2 separate regions of the Homo sapiens genome follow, and region 1 is linked to region 2. A link is an interaction called in ENCODE POLR2A ChIA-PET data of the cell type or tissue named here. Cell type or tissue: MCF 10A. All regions are shown on one strand. Links, peaks and the distances in the headings refer to the core of each region. The heading gives the core; the rest is flanking DNA. Region 1 holds the start of LOC105379156 (a long non-coding RNA gene). Region 2 has its middle 96 kb from the start of ZNF608.

Evidence for each region. Peaks named below come from ENCODE experiments on the same cell type or tissue, not always from the same donor. Only the 100,000 strongest peaks of a DNase experiment are listed, where the experiment ranks them.
Region 1: POLR2A ChIA-PET joins it to region 2 with 13 read pairs; 3 of 35 experiments call an interaction of 5 or more read pairs at or near these places.

Annotation. Positions count from the first base shown.
Region 1 is chr5:124,781,355-124,798,401 of GRCh38, forward strand. LOC105379156 (a long non-coding RNA gene) reads left to right here and starts at 15,512. Exons shown (of 3, transcript XR_948725.2): 1 at 15,512-15,609. RefSeq lists a silencer at 14,668-14,787. In MCF 10A, for the core only: no CTCF peak of the experiment used is centred there; DNase peaks (open chromatin) are centred at 7,937, 9,097 and 9,717.
Region 2 is chr5:124,840,847-124,844,846 of GRCh38, forward strand. No RefSeq gene overlaps it. Among named protein-coding and RNA genes, the nearest start is that of ZNF608, 96 kb to the left of the region's middle. In MCF 10A, for the core only: no CTCF peak of the experiment used is centred there; DNase peaks (open chromatin) are centred at 1,565 and 2,845.

The DNA.
Region 1 (17,047 bases), core at 6,720-10,719, 53 kb before region 2:
AAAAGACAGCAAGGCAGGAATAAGCATGGTGCCTTGGAGGAAGAGAAAGAGGGCCAAGGTAACTGAAGTACAGAAAGTGAGGGGAGCAAGGCTGTCAGAGATGTGGGCAGGGGTGAGATCAGTTAGGCTCTTCTAGGCCATGTTTATGAGTTTAGATTTCATTCTGAGGAAAAGAGGAAAGTCCTAAAAAGAAAATGATAAGATCAGAGCTATGTTTTAAAAATATCATTTGGGCTTTTATGTAGAGAATAAATTGTTGAGGAATTGGAAGACAAGATGGTCTGAGGAGATGGGGTGGGAGACGAGGAGGAAGGTCAGAGCCATGATCCCAGGGAGAGCTGATGGTGGCGCTGCTAAGAGACAACGCTCGAGGTGGTCAATTTTTAGCCACTCTACAAACAGAAACTGCAAACCATACAGTTATTACAATCATGGGAAAAGTCAATGGATAAAAGGGAATAGAAAGGAATTGACGTCAGATAAAAAAAAAAAACACATGGGTGGACAGATTTTATAAATACCTTCCACCATAATGAAAAAAATCTTAAACCTTGCAGGGGCAAAATGATCACTTCACACATACTTAAAAAATATTTGCTCTTTGAAAAGGGATCTCATACAATAAAACATCATTGCCCTGATAAGACAATCCTATACTTAATGTAAAGCTTAAGATTTGCTACAAAAAAGTCTAAAATCTTTTCAAATGTCAACACGTTGGACTCTTCTTCACACACGGAATACTTTGAGGTCTCGAAATCTCCTTGGTCTCTCCACACCATGCCCCATTATCTCACCTAACAAGCACCTCTTACTCCCATTTCTTTCTCTGTGAACGGGACCGCTAGTGTCTCAGGAACCCAGGGTAGAGACACAGAGGGTTACCGCTGATTCTCCACTTTGCTTCACTCTACCCTGATTGCATCCGTAACCATGGCCTTTGTTCTATCTACTGTCCCCATTATTTTTTCCTACTACTACTTTCTATTTTCCTCTTTGCAGCAATTCTTGTTATCCTTGATTTACCCCACTCCAGGTCTCCAAACTTTCTATATATACCTGTAGAAATAGTTCCTTGATCAAATTCAGTGATGTCATTCAACAGGTACCTGGTGTATCATTAAGTCTCCATGGCTGCTTCAACTGAGCATTCAAGACCTTGTGTCATAAGATTGAGTCTACCTTATCTTACACCCTTACCATTTCTAAGCCCTAGTGACCTAGCCAACAAAGAGAAGGAAATTATAGTGTTCATAACAATGTTAAATTCCATGTATTATTATCCCCATTTCATAAAGAAGGTAGTTTGCAAGATGGCTACAATAATTCCTCCCATTCCTATGTTCACACCTTTTTGCAATGTGACTTTGCCTTTCTTCTCATCAAGAGATAGTTTCTTTCTCTACCCTTTTTTTTTTGTTGTTTTGGTTTTTTATTTTTATTTATTTTTATTTTTTTTTAAGATGTGTTTCACTCTTGTTGCCCAGGCTGGAGTGCAATGGCATGATCTTGGCTCACGGCAACCTCTGCATCCCGGGTTCAAGCGATTCTCCTGCCTCAACCTCCTGAGTGGCTGGGACTACAGGCACCCGCCATCACGCCCGGCTACTTTTTGTATTTTTAGTAGGGATGGGGTTTCACCATATTGGCCAGGGTGGTCTCGACCTCCTGACCTTGTGATCTGCCCGCCTCAGCCTCCCAAAGTGCTGGGATCACAGGTGTGAGCCACTGCGCCTGGCTTGTTTTGGGTTTTTTTGAGAAGGGTCTCACTTTTTCACCCAGGCTGGAGTGCAGTGACATGCACATGGCTCGCTGAAACCTTGACTTCTTGGGCTCAAGTGGTCTTCCTGTCCAGCTAAATTTTGTGTGTTTTGTAGAGATGGGGTTTCATCATGTTGCCCAGGTTTTTCTCCACACTTGGAATCTGGGCTTGGCCATGAGACTTGCTTTGGTCAATGGGACATTAGCAAATGTAATGCAAACATCGGTTTAAAAAGTGTTTGTAGATGGGTTTGTGCTTTTTTGCTTGTGGTTGCCATCCTGAGATGATTGTGTGAATGCGCCCAAGCTAGGCTGCTGGTTATGGGAAAGAGAAGTGAGATGCCCCAGGCAGACATGTGCGTGAGACCATCTTCAATCAGGCATACCCTAGTTGAGTCACTGTCTGACTATATCCTCATACCTGACCTTAGGAGAGATCAGAAGAACTGCCCCATGGAGCCTAGTCCAATGAGCTGACCCACACAATCATGAGAAAACAAAATGATTACTGTCTTAAGCCTACTAAATTTTGGGCTGTTTTGTTACACAGCAACAAATAAATAACTGCCAGTGGGAGGTTTGAAGAGTTGCTCACAATTTCATAGGAAGTAAAGTGCTGGAGCCGGAAATCCAACCAAGTCTGCTGACTGCACTGGCTGTTATTTTGCCAGGACCTACACTACTTCCCCCAACGTGTCCCCAAAGAACTGTCCGCAAAGTTAAACTATATGTTGGTGAAAATTGTATAATTGCACATTTAGTGAAAATCCAAACTCAGGGGAACAGTTCTCAGAAGAACTGGGTATGTGGCAATGCTGTTTGTCTGTGAAATTGAGCAATGTCTTTTAAAATGCTCTGCCAAAAAATAGGTTTGCCCTAGATTTGGGGAAAAAAATCTCTGACTCACTTTTCTGTGCCTCTAGAAAACAAAATACCTTTGCCAGCAGCCTTTTCCCATTCTTTTATGAATCCTCCAAACAACAACACAGGCTTTGGGCTAGGAAGTGGCCCTAGTCCTTTTGCTCTAGGGATTGCTGGGCAAGATTTCTCTTGGGTAGCTAGAATACTTGCATGGAAGAGCCAGAAGAATCTTGAGCTCTGTGATAATGATAAGCATCTTGAAAATCACAGGTTGTTTTTCATTCGTTTATTATTTATTTATTTATTTTTGTATTTTTCTGAGACAGAGTCTCACTCTGTCGCCCAGGCTGAAGTGCAGTGGTGCCATCTCGGCTCACTGCAACCTCCACCTCCCGAGTTCAAACAATTCTCCTGCCTCAGCCTCCCGAGTAGCTGGGATTCCAGGTGCACGCCACCACTCCGGCTAATTTTTATATTTTTAGTATTGATGGGGTTTCACCATGTTGGCCAGGCTGGTCTCGAACTCCTGACCTCATGATCCGCCCACCTCGGCCTCCCAAAGTCCCGAGATTACAGTTGTGAGCCACCATGCCAGGACCAGGGTTTCTATGTGTTGTGTGTGTAGTGAACTCTGTCTTGGACAGAGAAAGCTTGAGTTTCCAGGATAACAGATCTATCACTCTGTAGGTTTCTGGAAGGTAGCCTTTTCCCAAATATTTAAGTAGATGCATGTAGTGTGAACTAGTTTTTATATTATTCCAAACAAAGCCTAATTAGAAGGATAAGTATATTATCTTGGAAATTTTAAAGCTATTAATAGAGCTAGAACTAGGTTTTCTATTACATCATTCTCTGGTTTGGAGTCTCTGGACCATTGCAATGCGGAGAAATGGGAAAAGCACGAGCTCTGAATAGGAGAGAATTAGGATGGTATCCTAGTTACAATGTCACAAGATCTTGAGGCTTGAGGGGTCTTTGACAATAACGTAACTGTTAAAATTTGAGTATTAAATAATGTAATGTCTTTAAAGGGCTTAGTACATCATCTGGGCGCTTGGGGGTTCTAAATATGTGTCAGCTCCTGTGATAGTTAATACTGAGTGTCAACTTGATTGGATTGAAGGATGCAAAGTATTGATCCTGGGTGTGTCTGTGAGGGTGTTGCCAAAGGAGATTAACATTTGAGTCAGTGGGCTGGGAAAGCCAGACCCACTCTTAATCTGGGTGGGCACCATCTAATCAGCTGCCAGCACGGCCAGGATATAGAACAGGCAGAAAAATGTGAAAAGGCTAGACTGGCCTAGCCTCCCAGGCTGCATCTTTCTCCCGTGCTGGAAGCTTCTTGCCCTCAAACATCAGACTCCAAGTTCTTTAGCTTTGGGACTTGGACTGGCTACCTTGCTGCTCAGCTTGCAGACAACCTATTGTGGGACCTTGTGATTATGTGAGTTAATACTACTAAATAAACTTCCCTTTACATACATATATCCTATTAGTTCTGTCCCTCTAGAGAACCCTGACTAATACAGCTCCTGAGCATGTTATAATGTTATAATTAAAAACAACAACAATATTTACATATTATTATTATTTTTGAGATAGAGTTTTGCTCTTGTTGCCCAGGCTGGAGTGCAATGGTGCGATCTCAGCTCACTGCAACCTCTGCCTCTGGGGTTCAAGTGATTAGCTTGCCTCAGCCTCCCAAGTAGCTGGGATTACAGGCATCCACCACCATGCCCAGCTAGTTTTTGTATTTTGAATAGAGACGGGTTTTAACCATGTTGGCCAGGCTGGTCTCAAACTCCTGACCTCAGGTGATCCTCCTGCCTCGGCCTCCTAAAATGCTAGGATTATAGGCGTGAGCCACCGTGCCTGGCCGGCATTATTATTTTTTGAATAGCAGAAATTAAACATGGTTGGGGTGGGGGGCGGCAAATACGTTTTAAAATCCATCTTCTTTTTTTTTCTTTTTTTTTTTTTTTGAGATGGAGACTTGCTCTGTTGCCCAGGCTGGAATGCAGTGGCACTATCTCAACTCATGGCAACCTCTGCTTCCCTGGTTCAAGTGATTCTCCTGGTTCATCCTCTGGAGTAGCTGGGATTACAGGTGCCCATCACCACGCCTGGCTAATTTTTGTATTTTTAGTAGAGACAGGGTTTCACCATGTTGGCTATGGCTGGTCTCAAACTCCCAACCTCAAATGATCCGCCCACCTTGGCCTCCCAAAGTGTTGGGATTACAGGCATGAGCCACTGCGCTTGGCTAAAAATGAATCTTTTTTTTTTTTTTTTTTTGAGATGGAGTCTTGCTCTCCCACCCAGGCTGGAGTGCAGTGGCGCAACCTCGGCTCATTGCAACTTCCGCCTCCTGGGTTCAAGCAATTCTCTTGCCTCAGCCTCCTGTGTAGCTGGGATTACAGGCGCACGCCACCACACCCAGCTAATTTTTGTATTTTTAGTAGAAATGGGGTTTTGCCATGTTGGCCAGGCTGGTGTCAAACTGCTGAGCTCAGGTGATCCACCCGCCTCGGCCTCCTAAACTGCTGGGATTACTGGTGTGAGCCACCACATCTGGCCCTAAAAATGAGTCTTAATGCTACATCATGAATTAACCTTGAAAACATTATGCTAAGTAAAATAAGACATAAAAGAACAAATATTGTATAATTCCACTATGTGAGGTACCTAAAATAGGCAAATTCTTAGAGACAGAATGGCAAATAGAGGTTACTAGAGGCTGAGGGGAGGGGGAAAGAGGAATTATTATTTATTTTATTTATTTATTTTTATTTTATGTATTTATTTTTTTTGAGATAGAGTCTCGATCTATCCCCCAGGCTGGAGTGCAGTGGCACAATCTTGGCTCACTGCAACCTCTGCCTCCTGGGTTCAAGCAATTCTCTGCCTCAGCCTCCCGAGTAGCTGGGATTACAGGCGCCCACCACCACGCCTGGAAAATTTTTTTGTATTTTTAGTAGAGATAGGGTTTCACCATCTTGGCCAGGCTGGTCTTGAACTCCTGACCTCGTGATCCACCTGCCTCAGCTTCCCAATGTGCTGGGATTACAGGTGTGAGCCACCGCGCCTGGCCTGTTTACTGTTTTGTGGGTACAGAGTTTCAGGTTGAAATGATGAAAAAGTAATGGAGATGGATGGATGGTTGCACAAAATTATGAATGTACTAATGCCACTGAATGGTACACTTAGAAATGGTCAAAATGGTAAATTTTATATTATGTATATCTTACTACAATTAAAACAAAAATTTTAAAGCAAATCTTTATTAAGGATCACACAAATGCTGAGCACTTTCTTATGTGTTATTGAGGACATTAAAAACAAAAAGCCTCCAATTCTAGGAAGATAGTGTCAAGACAGCTTGGGAGGTTAGCTTTGAATGTTAAATACTTCTTTTTAATATCCATTTTCTTTGTCTTCATCTCTGAATCAGGCTGAATGAGAATTGATGGATTAGAAAGTTGGCTCTACCTCTGTGCTTAGGTTAAGCTCTCAAAGATGAGCTTATCCATTCTCTCATTGACTCCACTTGAATCTATTTCACCCTAAGCTGAAATGTACATCTGGAAGAACGTAGACCAATAGATACCTGAATGGGCTCAAAAATTAGATACAGGGAAGGTGTTAATTTGGTGACTATGTCAGCATTCTCACAATTCTGACAAGAAATTCCACTCAGTCTGGCTTAAGCAAAAAAGGGCTCATGCACATGAAATAGTTCTGATTTTGTTTTTTGTTGTTGTTGTTGTTGTTGTTGTTTTTCTTTTTGAGATGGAGTCTTGCTCTGTCACCCAGGCTGGAGTGCAGTGGCACGATCTTGGCCCACTGCAACCTCTGCCTCCCAGGTTTAAGTGATTCTCCTCCTCCAGCATCCCCAGTAGCTGGGACTACAGGCACGTGCCATCATAACCGGCTAATTTTTTGCATTTTTAGTGGAGACGGGGTTTCACGGTGTTAGCCAGGATGGTCTCAATCTCCTGACCTCGTCAATTGCCTGCCTTGGCCTCCCAAAGTGCTGGGATTACAGGCATGAGCCACCGAGCCTAGCCAAAATAGTTTTGACTTTGGAGGAGACTTGACCTACTGTTCCAGTGATGTCGCTAAGGGGCTGAGTGCTCCTTCCCTCCATTCTGCCTGCCTTGTTTCTGCCTTTCTCTTCAGGTTCCACATGACAGACCTCAACAACTCCAAGCTCATGACTTCTGGTTGCAGAACACCCAAAGCAATTTCTGATTTCACATCCTTACACCACATTAACCATGAGCTCCTTTTGGGAGCTCTCAGGAAGAGTGAGGGAGCTTCTTTTTCCCAAAGTCTCAGCAAACATCTCTTCACATCTCATTGGCTCTGATTGGGTCACACATTCATCCCTGAGCTCTTCACTGTAGCCAGGGAGATGGGTATGCCAATTGGTTTAAGGCAGGGTTAGAGTCTCTTCGGGGCTACATTGTAATCTATATGTAAATGGGTCCCCCTGAAGTTGTGCAAAACACAGTGTGTCCAGCCAATCACAATGGCAACCTAAGAATTTATCTTATCCTTTCCCAAAGAGTAGAGTATTCACTCTTTGAGTGCAAGGATTGTGTCACCATCTTCTCTTTTTTGTTTGTTTGTTTGTTGTTTGTTTTTGAGACAGAGTCTTGCTCTGTCACCCAGGTTGGAGTGCAGTGGCGCGATCTCAGCTCACTGAAACCTCCTCCTCCTGGGTTCAAGCGATTCTCCTGCCTCAGCCTCCCAAGTAGCTGGGATTATAGGCGCACGCCACCATGCCCGGCTAATTTTTGTATTTTTAGTAGAGACGGGGTTTCATCATGTTGGTCAGCCTGGTCTCCAACTCCTGACCTCGTGATCTGCCCTTCTCAGCCTCCCAAAGTGCTGGGATTACAGGCGTGAGCCACCACGCCCAGCCTGTGTCACCAACTTCTATCCACTCATAGCATCTGACACATTATGGCTGCTTGGTGAGTACTTATGAATGAATGAATTATTGTATGAGTTCACAGAAAACTCATTGAAAAGTATAAATCTTCCTTCTGAATTTAACATAAAATTATTATTTTTCCAATGGTTTCTTGCTACTGGATGATTAACAGTTCTTAATTTTCAGTATTAACAAAGATGAGGCAAAGCACGGATGAATATGATTTCAGTCTTCTGCTCTATTAGAAGATCATACTTTCGTACTTCACATTTGTTATATTTAGGTTTAAGTGAAAATTCAGTCATTGCAATTCAAATCTCCATCAGCAGAGACTAAGCTGTTAACCTGGGCCTTCTCTCCACACTCAACTGGGGAAAGACAACACTGACTCAGATGGTTCTTGCGTCAGTAGTAGTTAGACTGTAAACACTAACTTTGTGTGTATTTTTACGATTTAATTTCCTCTTTTTATGGGAGCATAAAATGTATTTTTAAAAATAAGCAAATCTTTAATGAAAGTGTAGGATGGTTGACATGGGAAGTGTATAAATCTGTCACCTACAATATAAGCACATATTTAAATATGCATATTATGAACATTTAAAGCTGCAATGGTTCAAAATAATGTTAGCCTCTTATGTGAAACATTACTCTATAAATATGAGCCCACTAGCATCTTAAATACAGATTGCATTATATATAAGCAACCAATATAAAATATTTTCAATCTAATATTTATTCTCAAATTTTGTCTTTAAGAAATTATTATTCTATGTCTCAAGTTTACTTTGTAAATAGAAAAAAAAAACATAAAAATTCCTCAAGCCTCTAATGTTTTTCTTAATGTAAAAACTATCACAAAAAAATGGGAAATAGTTTTTCTCCCATAAAATATTCCCTGGACTCTCTCTCCTTCTTTTTCTACTTTTTTGCCTGTAATAGTCTTATCTTCCTCTATGACTTAAACAATCAAGAATAAGTTGATGACCCCCAAATCAATGTATCCAGCCCTGTTGTCACTCATGAGTGCCATAACATCCTAACAGAAATCACCATTCCCATGACCTTCCATGCCTTGGTCCATGGCATTATCATCTGCTTATTTGACACAACCAAATCCCTTGGCATCTTCTTAGATTCCTTTTGCTCCACCGTCCACCCTCTGGCTCCCTTCCGGAACTCTATTGACTAGTTCTGTCATATCTGGCTCCACAGTGTTTCTCTCCACTCTATGGGTTTAAGCTGTTATCACGGCTTTTCTGGATGACTTGTACTCTCTTCCACTTTGGAGACAGTGATTCTAGTTTCTTACCAACTAATCTGCCATCCAACCTGCCTTTGCCCCAAATAATCATTTTCCAATACAATCTGATTATTCTAACTTTTCTGCTTCAAATTCTTCACAGTTTTCTCATTCCTTTTAGAATAAAGTACATGTTCAAAGACTTTTGCAATCTGGCTCCAAGATACTGTACAATCTCATCTTCTACCACGCCTTCCAACTCTCCTACACAGTCTTGCTTTCTGCCCCAGCCCCAACAGATTACTCATCAGTCTATGAACACTCACTAAGGCTTTATGTTGTTTCCTATGTCTAGATTGCTTTTCTCATCTTTCTCCCTGTCTGAAGTTAACTTCGGTGTTTTCTGATTTCCCATCACAATCAGCCATTCTCCCTTCTGTACTCACACCAAATCATGTTCCCAGTGCACATGGTATTAGTGGTATTAGTGCTCCTGGTTGGGTTATGCACTTATTGGAGGAGGCAGAGAGAGGGAGGGCTATGTCTCATTCATCTTGGCATGGACAGCTCCTAGCAGGTGCCTGGTGTTTAGTATGTACTAAAAGATGTTTGGTGAATGAGTCTTTATTTTGAATGCTCAGAAAGACCTTAAATTTGACTTATAAGCTTTCAGAAATAGGAAAAAGGCCTACAGATTCATAGCAGTTGTATGACTACATGTGGTAAAAGCGAGCAAGTTATATCCAAGACAGACTGCAGCAAGGTAAACCCATTTAGCTACAGTCCCTTCTCTGTCTTTTAAGACATGTCTAATTTGAGATCCCTTTCACGTGCTCCCCTTCCAAGGTTTAATGTATGTGATTAATCTTGACTTGCCTTAATACTGCTAGGAATGTGGCAATGACCTCAGCTGAACACTGGCAAAGTGATTAATGTTACATGAACTGGATAAGGTGGTTTTTTTTTTCCCCCTCTGCTCTAGCTCCTGAATAAACACATTCATGCAAGATTCGGTTGCAGACCTTTGCTCGATGGAAAATGTACCATGATTTCAAAGAGTAATGTTTCAGATGCAATAAACAACGTTAAAGGAAACACGGTCCTTGTTAAAGAAAATGCTGTTTCAGGCTAAAGTCCCAGTGATCATAAAAGATATATGATGCAATAAACAAAATGAACCATAGGCAGACAGGTCCATTCGATGACTAACCACTGATTGAATTTTCCAACACATTTAGACTTTCTAAGAGATAAACTATTCACAAAAGGTTCGTGTTAAATATAAGGCTGTCATTTCCTTTTTATGTTTCTAGAGGGGTCTGAGAACAGTAGAGGATATTCCTTCTTTTTTTCTTTTTTTTTTTCTATTGGTTGTTTGTGGTTTTGAATTTTTTATGATGTGAGAAGACTGGCAAACAGTTGCTATGATTGTCAAATGCCTTAAATCAAGAAGAGAGAATGCAATAAAACACAGTTTCCATGGTAACACATTGTAACCTAGTACCTCTGGATTATGAGCCAGCTCACATCTATGATCATTACTTGTTGACAGGCATAAATTGAGCCTAAAAGCATTAATTTTAGAGATAAAACTAGAATGTGTAGCTTAGTTTTAATAATGTTTAAATATTTCCAAGGTAGTGGCAGCAAATCAACTCTGGTTGTGTTATTATTTAAATAATGTTAATAAACTAACCACAAATACTTTTTGAAAATGTACAAGCTTTTCTCTAAAAATGGTGTAACATCTGTGTATGCAGTTGGTCCTCCACATTCCTGGGTTCCACATCCATGGATTTAATCAACCTCGGGTTGAAAATGTTGGGGAAAAAAAGACCCACAAAATTGCCAAAAGCAAAAGTTGAATTTGCCACCCGCCGAGCATTGTGTTGAATTCACGTGAATGTGGTGATGTGTAGGCATTGTATTAAGTATTATAAGTGATCTAGAGATAACTTAAAGTATATGAGAGAATGTGTGTAAGTTATATGCAAATACTAGGTTATTCTGTGCAAGGGACAGAGCATGTGCAGATTTTGGTACAATTCCACATAGATACTGAGGGACAACTGTATAGTCTTGAGGCTGCAAGTGGTAGCTGACGTGTTTTTGATGGAGTTTAAATAATCTGAAATCAACAATGATATGGAATGATAGCCAGACATTTTAAGGAAGGAATGTTGTTCAATATGGACAAATTCCTAAACATCTTGATAGTAGAGTAACTCCTAGAACTCTTGTAGGACATTCACACACAATAATTTTTAGTAGACATAAGTTCCTTTTCCTCTTTTTAAGGAGCCTGAGATAAAATGTGGATGATCACATGCTTTTTTTTTTTTTTTTTTTTGAGACGGAGTCTCCCTCTGTCACCCAGGCCAAGAGTGCAGTGGCGCCATCTTGGCTCACTTGCAAGCTCCGCCTCCTGGGTTCACGCCATTCTCCTGCCTCAGCCTCCCGGTAGCTGAGACTACAGGCGCCCGCCACTACGCCCGGCTAATTTTTTGTATTTTTAGTAGAGACGGGGTTTCGCCGTGTTAGCCAGGATGGTCTCGATCTCCTGACTTTGTGATCCGCGCACCTCGGCCTCCCAAAGTGCTGGGATTACAGGTGTGAGCTACCGCGCCCGGCCGATCACATGCTTTTTACACATTCACTTCCATGTCCTCATCAGAAGCACTCACACTACCGTCAAACATTTAAGGTTAAAACAAAGATTACGTTATGTGTAGCAGTTACCCATTAACCAATATAGTTAACAAGACAATTTTTTTTCCAAGGCTGCTTGTGACACTTCTAAATATATCTTTATGACAATCAAGATAATCTTGGCCAGGTGCAGTAACTCATGCCTCTCATCCCAGCACTTTGGGAGGCCAAGGCAGGAGGACTGCTTGAGCCCAGGAGTTCAAGACAAGCTTGGGCAACATGACAAGACCTCATCTCTACAGAAAATAAAAAACAAACAAAAAATAGCCAGCTGTGGTGGTGCACACCTGTGGCCTCAGCTACTCAGAAGACTGAGGCAGGAGGATTGCTTGAGCCTGGGAGATTGAGGCTGCAATGAGCCGTGTTCACATCACTGCACTCCAGCCTATGTGACAGAGCAAGACATTGTCTCAAAAGAAGTAAAAAACAAAACAACAAAAAAAAGAGATAATCTGATATGATATGATATGATATGATTTAATATGATACAATAATAAGAATTGGTCCATTTTCTCAACATCTAGACTTTATGTAAGAGTTCACTTTTTTCCTCTGGCAACTTCTGAGCTCCCTTTCCTTACTAAAGCTTTTACAGTGAGTGTGGGATAAACAAGGAGAGACAGATTGCTCTTCCTCTAAGTGTGCCTTTCACTGCCCTGAGCCTCAGAAAAGCAGAGAGTGACCAGCACACCTCAGTTGCCTTTTCTGTACACTTGGGATTAGACCTATTTCATAAGGTTGTTTTAAGCACTTATTGAGACGGACACTTGTGGAGAACTTAGAACAGTACTTGGTGCATAGTAAGCCCTCCATGAAGGTTAGCCCCTGTAGGGGGTAATGCTTTGTCTAGCATTGCGCTTCCCACTCAGTTGTGCCTAGTAAATGTTTGTTAAATTGAATAAGCCTATTTGCCCAATTGGCTATTACAAGAGTGCTTATTGTAAAACTAATTTTGCAGGAATATGTAACATTTTCAGGAAATCTGATTACATTGCTTTTATTCACTTGCAACTTACCTGTCAGAGATTCACAAAACGCTTCAGTTATCAGAGCTCATGGAGTTGTGTAATAATTGTATCTTCTGGTATTGCTAAGTTTTAGAATCAAATCCTTGGGAATACTGCAGGGTATCTGAACCAATCTAACACAGACTAGTCTTTAACCTATTGACCTGAGAAGGATACCTATTTCAGAATCTGCCATACTTTCAAGCAATGACTCAGAAGCTTGCTAGCTACTTCTGTTTTGTTTTTTCGGTTCTTTGAATTTAGATTTTTTTTTTTTTTTTTTTTTTTTTTTTTTAGACAGAGTCTCACTCTGTGGCCAGGCTGGAGTGCAGTGGCGTGATCTCGGCTCACTGCAAGCCCTGCCTCCCAGGTTCAAGCAATTCTCCTGCCTCAGACTCCCGAGTAGCTGGGACTACAGGCATGCGCCACCACGCCCGGCTAAATTTTGTTGTTGTTGTTGTTGTTGTTTATTGAGATGGAGTCTCACTCTGTCATCAGGCTGGAGTGCAGTGGTGCAAGCTCGGCTCAATGCAACCTCCGCCTCCCGAGTTCAAGTGATTCTCCTGCCTCAGCCTCCTGAGTAGCTGGGACTACAGGTGTCCACCACCACGCTCAGCTAATTTTTTGTATTTTTAGTAGAGGCGAGGTTTCACCATGTTGGCTAAGATGGTCTCAGTCTCTTGACCTCGTGATCTACCCGCCTCGGCCTCCCAAAGTGCTGGGATTACAGGCATGAGGCCACCATGAAATTTTTGTATTTTTAATAGAGATGGGGTTTCACTGTGTTGGCCAGGATGATGGTCTTGATCTCTTGACCTCGTGATCTGCCTGCCTTAGTCCCCCAAAGTGCTGGAATTACAGGCATGAGCCACCACGCCTGGCCTTGAGTTTAGCTTTTTAAGGATAAAATTATTTTAAGAACAAAGAAAGCAATTTTCTTCCATTCTAATTGCTATAGACCCTGGAATATGTCAACATGATATTTAGTTAGTCTAAAAAAAATTAAGACATTGACCCATGCATATCCAGCTTTGAACACTAAATACCACTTGGCATTCTTTTTATTTATCTCTAGTCATTTTCCTTTCACCTTCCCCAAAGCATACTCCCAAGTGTAACCATCTTCTTAATCTCACTCTCTATTTTTAAAATATCAGTCACTGTTCTTGTTCTGTAGACACATAGAAAATAAAAACTATCATTTGATAACCTGCTCTTTTTTTAAAACAGTTTCCGAACGTACAGTTGACACTTGAACAACTTGGGGGATGGGATGTCACTCCCTGCCCAGTTAAAAATCCTCATATGACTTTTGATTCCTCCCAAAATTTACTAATAGTCAGCTATTGACTGGAATCCTTACTTACAACATAAACAGGTGATTAACACATTCTGTATGTTATATGTATTATATACTGTATTCTTACAATGATGTAGGTTAGAGAAAAGCAAACATTAAGAAAATCATAAGGAAGATAAAATATATTTACTATTCATTAAGTGGAAATGAATCATCATAAAGCTCTTTACCCTTGCCATCTTCACACTGAGTAGGGTGAGGAGGAGAATGAAGAGGAGGGGTTGGTCTTGCTGTCTCAGGGGTGGTAGAAGCAGAAAAAATATCCATGTATAAGTGGACTTGCAAAGTTCAAACTCATGCTGTTCAAGGGTGAACTGTACAAGAAAGTGCTGAAGCACAGTGCTAGCTACATGCAAAGCCACCAACAAATGTTAGTCCCTTAGTTTAAAAGAAGGCGTTTTCTAGCTTAGAGTAAGGAGTTTCCTAATGCACAGGAATCAGTGTTCTTTTTTCTTTAGGATTAACCATTCAACCTATATGCACTCATCAGTTCCTTACTGTTTTCTCTCAGTTGTGGTTTTATCATTTGTTTCCATTTCTCTATTTTCAGGGTGTTTCTCTCTCTCTCTCTCTCTCTCTCTCCTGATTCTTTCTCATTATAGTCTTTCTTATCCAAACCTAGTCTTCGTCCAGAGTTCCTATCTCAATGAAAGCACCATCATTCCTATCAGAAGTTTAGGTATTATCTGCCCTTCCTGCTCTTAACCATTTCATCTCCTCTGCACCCCCCACCCCCTGCATTTTGGGCTCAATGGGATGTGGGTTTGTAGTTGAAAAATGACTTTGCAGGTGGTGGTATGATGCTGCTTTTATTCGTGTGTTTGTCTTAATTTAGACTATGTTCTAATGCAGGGATCCCCAACCCCCAGGCTGCAGACTGGTACTGTGCCTCACAGCAGGAGGTGAAGGGAAGGTAGTAGCATTACTACCTGAGCTCAGCCTCGAGTCAGGTCAGCCACGGCATTAGATTCTCATAGGAGTGTGAATCCTATTGTGAACTGTGAATGTGAAGGATCTAGGTTGCATGCTCCTCATGAGTATCTAATGCCTGATAACCCCAACCCAACCCTCCACCCTCACCTTCCCATCCGTGGAAAAATTGTCTTTTGAAAAACTGGTTCCTGTTCCCAAAAAGGTTGGGGACCACTGTTCTGAAGTTTTTTTGGGGGAAAGAAAACATTTAGAACGTGGGAGGGTGGGATTGGGGGTGGGAGAGATTATTTCATAATTGCATTCTCATTTTTAGATTATTGCTAATATACTCTCACCTTTGGACTGGTCCTGAAAGAATTTCCCCATTGTAGGAGCTACATTTCCTTTATAACAATTATTTAGTGGTGACTGATGTTCCACTGAAAAAACACCATTCTCTTAATGAGACTGTCACTATTTCACAGTTCCTTTTGCTCTCTGTGTGGGACAAGGCCCAGGATGTCATACTGCCTGAGAGATTTCACTACCAAACAAATCTTAACCACCATGGGCTGGCCTAAGGAAGCAAGAGTGTGTTTGTAGTCAACTCAGAGTTACTGTGTTTCTGGGTGACCTGGAGCAATGTGACTTCATGTTTGGGGTGTTGTTGCTCACTGTACATCTCTTCTTCACCCCAGGGAAGAACCTGACCCAAAAGGGCAGCAGGCAATAGGTGAAAGGCTATACTAAGCCTTTCCCAGTAAGGTCAGCCAATTGAGTGCTGCATACATCCAAGCTGCCTTTAACCTTTTCCTAGGTAAGTCAACACAAAATAGTTTTTCTTCTTTCTATATTCCTGTATTCTTTTCATTGTATAAGAATATTTTATGGTGATAGAGGCGAGAGAAACTCTAGGCAAATGGGCAGGTTCGCCCCACCTTCAAGCTGAAAAGCCTGAAGCCCAAGGGCCAAAGTGAGAACTTCTGTCCCTGTTTGCCCTCTCTCTCCTGATTGGTTCTTTCTGAATAATTTTTTTTTTTTTTTGAGATGGAGTCTTGTTCTGTCACCAAGGCTGGAGTGCATTGTCACAATCTCAGTTCACTGAAACCTCTACCTCCCGGATTCAAGCAATTCTCCTGCCTCAGCCTCCTGAGTATCTGGGACTACAAGTGCACGTCACCACATCTAGCTAATTTTTTGTATTTTTAGTAGAGACAGGGTTTCACCATGTTGGCCAGGCTGCACTTGAACTCCTGGCCTCAGGTGATCTGCCTGCCTCAGCTTCCCAAAGTCCTGGGATTACAGGCATGAGTCACCCCACGCCCTGCCCCACATCCTGTGCCTACAAAGATCTGCAACTCAGCTGGTAGAGATGAGAAGCAGCTGGACATCAAGGAGAGGCAACTTGACTTCAGGGACAATGGCTGGATGTTGGAGAGAGGCAATTTGACTTTGGAGGAGAGAAGCAGACAGACAACTTGACTTCAGGAGAGAGCAACCTGCACTTCCCATCCGCTTTCCAGCTCCCCTTTCCACTGAGAGCTGCTTTCATCACTCAATAAAGTTTTCTGCATTCACCGTCCTTCAATTCATCCACATGACCTCATTCTTCTTGGGCACCAGACAAGAATTCAGAACCACCAAATGCGGATACTCAAAAAGGCTGTCACACTGGCCCTTTGCCCTTGCTGGTGGAGGACAGCCACCCCACGCAATGAGGAAAAAGGCTTACTGAGCTGATAACACTCTGCTGTTTGTGGACGGCAGAGCTAAAAGAGCATTGTAATACACCTCTGGGGCCTTAGGGTCACCCCCACCCGGACGTCACCGCAGGGCCTACACAGAGTTTGCGTCTGCTGTTGCCAAAGCAGCCAGCTGGTTCCTGCGCTCCATTACCTACGTGCTCCCTTCGGCGGGGGTGGAGCATGGTGGACTGAGTAAATGGGGCATCCCTGTCATGAGTCCCATAAAGCGTTCAAGAAAATATCCTACATCAATGGGATACTGGAACATAGTTAAAAACTAAGGAAATCTAAATAAATTATGAACTCGAGTTAAAAACAAGAGCGTTTGTACTTGGTCTCCGTACTATCTATATTAATGAAATGAAATGCTGATCCTGCTGTTGTTTCCCAAATTTTCCGTAAAATGGCATAGTTTTTCTTTTCTGGAGACTTTTGGAAGCTTGCAGTAAAGGAAAACAATGGCCTAACCAATGGCCTAGTTTGCGTGCCAGAGACCCATGATCTCCTGAC
Region 2 (4,000 bases), core at 1-4,000:
ATTAAAAAACAGTTAATTTTTGTTTTGCTATATAAATTAAACCTTGACTAGGATCTTCAAATTTATTGGTTGCTTTGTACTGCAAACTAGTTTACTTGATCACATTTATGGATAGATAAGTAATAATACCAGGCAGTTTATACCATGGTCAAATACACAGCAGAGAAAAGCCAATACTACTATAATCACAGATGAAAGAAATCCTGAAATCCTGTAGAATCTGGAGAAGACCTCACGGAAGTGGTGGGATTGAGTTTTACAGAAAGAGTAAGTGTATGTTTTAAACAGCAGAAATTATCTCAATCCTGGTGGCAACATCTGTTCTGGGGGTAAAGAAGAGAAGAGTTTCACCAAAATAGCAGGTCTCTGTGAAAGGAACTTATGGATGTCCATTTCAAAGAATAGAGAAAGGCCATATTATTAAAAGAAAAGGGCATTAAAATCAAACTGAAAGTCTGGGTTTCAATGTCAATGCTTTTTCAAAGTGTGGTCTCTACTCCAACAGCCTCATCCTCACCTGAAGCATGTTATATATGTAAATTATCAGGCCCCACTCCAGTCCCACTGGATCTGAAACGGTGGAATGGGGCTGAGCGAACTGTTTTAGTAAGCCCTCCAGGTGATTTTGATGCTCACTGGAGAACGATGCTCTAAATGATATGAAGCTGCAGATTTCTGAAAGGTATGTAAAGTGATGTTTCTGTAGGATTAAGGTGGCAACTGTGGTTTAGATTGGATAGAGAAGAGATTGGAGGCAGGAAAGTCTATTTTAAAACATAACATCTTAATCAGCATAACATATATATACTATCATACCTGCTGCTGAATTCCAAAGCTGTTCTTTGTCAGGGTTTTAGCATCTTCATTTTGTGCTACAACATATTATGTTGTGGCAATATACCTTAGTGAGCCTGCTTTAAATTATTTAACAATCAAGTAAATGCTTTCATTTTATTACAGTGAAAGCTAATTTAATGACTTTTAGCTAGTAACTAGTAGGAGGAAACTCCATCTTTGCACAAAAAACAATAAAAATCCAGCAACCTTATAAATATACATCAGATAGATGGGGGACCATTTTTAGGTCATGAATTTGCATTATTTAAGAGAGCTTTAACAGAGACTCTCCTTCCCTAGACATAATAGTTTCAAATAAACATGTGCGAACTTGCAGTACTATGGGTTGTTTACGAGAGAGGGAGTGGAGAAAACGGAGAGAGAGGACAGAGATAGTGGTTATTCTGAAGAGCGAATGAGAGAGTGGGGGAGCAGAAGAGTGACGAGAAGAAAATGAAAGAAGAAAAATGCAGCAAGAGTATAAAAATTATGTGCCTTAAAAATCAGATCCATCAGCCATTTGGTCTCAGTGGATTAGTAGAGTAGGGAAGCCATCTGCCTAGAAGCACTTGGTAATGAGCAACAGCTAGAACCGTCCAGTTGCAAAGAACTCATGCTTCTGTGCCTCAGGGCAAAAAATGACTGTAATGCTGCTGGATGGCCGCCCTTTAAGTGTTTTCTTAAGTTTGAAATCTTGGCACTTTTTATTTATCCATCTATAGAAAACCTGCTGTGTGAGAACCTCGCAGCAAATGTACTTATGGAACCCCATGTGTGAAGTGATATTGTTTACATAAGGCTTACACAATTTGAGAATAACGCAATTTGACAGAAGAGACAGGTTGATGAAATGTCTGTGGGTTTTTTTTTTTTTTTTTGGCATTATAGTTGAGTGGGTAGAACATAGCCATGGGAAAGCCGAGAGCTGGCCCCAGTTTCTGGCTCTGTTACTGACATCCTGTATGTTTCAGGGCAAGAGACATGGCTTCATCCCCATATCCGTTCTAGAGCTGGACGGGGGGCAGAGGGGTGCAAGGGATTGATTGTACATGGCTCCAGCACTTTTATCTTTTATAAGATGAGGAAAGTTATCCAACAGATAACTTCCAAGCCACATGTGCCACGGGCAGTCTCCCCTCAGGTTAGGATGTAAAAAGAGAGCCTGTCATCAAGACCAAAACTTGAATATTGTTAGTGTTGGAACTGCATGGAGCAGCTGGTCAGGGAAGTAGGGTGGAGGCCTGGGAGAGTGTGATAAGAAAGGTCATGCTTGGTGTGGAAATTGGTAGGACTCTGGAATAAGTGCCCAAAAGCATTAGGCAAGTTGCAAGGGCCTTCGGCTGGAGAAGAGACCCAGAATCAGAGCACACCCGTGAGTTACGGTAAAATCAAGGCAGTGGGACCAACCCTGGAGGTGGTTAAGGAGCGAGGAGGGCGTGGTAAGGGAGTAATGATCACATGTACCCAGGGTTCACTAAATGCCAGGTACAGATTCAGCACTTTGACTATATTAATTCATTTAATCATCACAAACCCTCATGAAGTAGTACTATTATAATCCCCATTTTACAGATGAGCAAACTGAGGCACACCAAGGTTAAGATGATAGCATTGGTAGTGGCTTAAAGGCTGAGCATTTGGGCTAGCTCCTGGCACTTCACAGGAATGGAAGAGGTGGGGTGAGGTAGATTTATGTGTGTAGATCAGAAATAAAGTTCCCAGTACACAGGTTAACTCTGTGGTCCAATCAGAAGGCTTCCTGCACACTTCCTGTAAGGGTGCTAGCCAAGTCCAGAATGTGAAAGACTTATAGTAGAGCAGTTTCTCACCTCTCCCGACTCAGAGAATAGCGGCTGCGTGAATCTGTTTTACCACTCCAGGCCGATCCTGCCACTGTGATGCTCTGCCAGGCCTGGGAGACAGGAGATTGGTGGCCTCTGCACCAGTTTGGGGAGAGTGGGCTCGGTAGCATTACAAAACCACAGACTTACACAAACTCTGTGTTTACCCAACAGAAAACGAAGTGGAAAGTTTGCAATTATGTAGCTTATTTGAACCAAGCAGTCATCCAAACCGGGTAATTTGACTCTCAGACATAAACCGGTTACAGTAGAGAAGGGTTGAAAATGTGTTTCTCTCTCTCTGACACACACACATACACACACACACACACACAAAGCTTTGTTTGAGTAAAATGCAATTTGAAAACCTCACTTGAGTAACATAGTTGTTGAGATTCTTTTAGCTAAACTGTACTTTCAGAAGAGTAAGGCAGTGTACAATTTTGAAGAATAACACTTTAATATATTGCCAAAGCTCACAATGCTTACGGTGATACTACAGGTGAATTCGTTTCTCTTTTCAGATAGAATATAACCTGCAAAGATCCTTGGAGCATTCATTTTTCTATTAATTACTTCTTTTGAAAAACACAAGTTGGGCCGGGCATGGTGGCTCACGCCTGTAATCCCAGGACTTTGGGAGGCCGAGGCGGGTGGATCACGAGGTCAGGAGTTTAAGACCAGCCTGGCCAAGATGGTGAAACCCCGTCTTTACTAAAAATTAAAAAAAAAAAAAAATTAGTTGGGTTTGGTGGTGGGCGTCTGTAATCCCAGCTACTCGGGAGGCTGAGGCAGAAAATTGCTTGAACCAGGGAGGCAGAGGTTGCAGTGAGCCGAGATTGTGCCACTGCACTCCGGCCTGGGCGACAGAGTGAGACTTCGTCTCAAAAAAAAAAACAAACACAAGTTGCTTTTCAAATGAATTTCTTATTAGTTTCCTCTTCCCTACATCTGAGCAAAAAAATTTCAGAATTTAAAAAGTAAAGTTAAATTTTAAAAGTACGTCAGACTTGGAATCTGGCCCTGGACCATCATGAACTATCTCATAAGCTTTGGTGAGTCAATGTCCTGAGTCGACTGGAGCCATTAAACCATGGAATTTTAGAACTGGAATGGAGACTTAATAATTACATAATTATAAGTAGAGGTTTTTATTTTACAAATGAGGAAACTAGAGCACAAATTACTCTTACAAGCTCACAAGGGGAAGTCGCAGAGATGAGTCTATTCTTTCCACTGTCTTATGCAGTTGCTTTGCTACCTACTAGTATTGAAATGTTTTCCAAATATTTCTAAAGTTTTTTTTTCCTCACATATAAAAT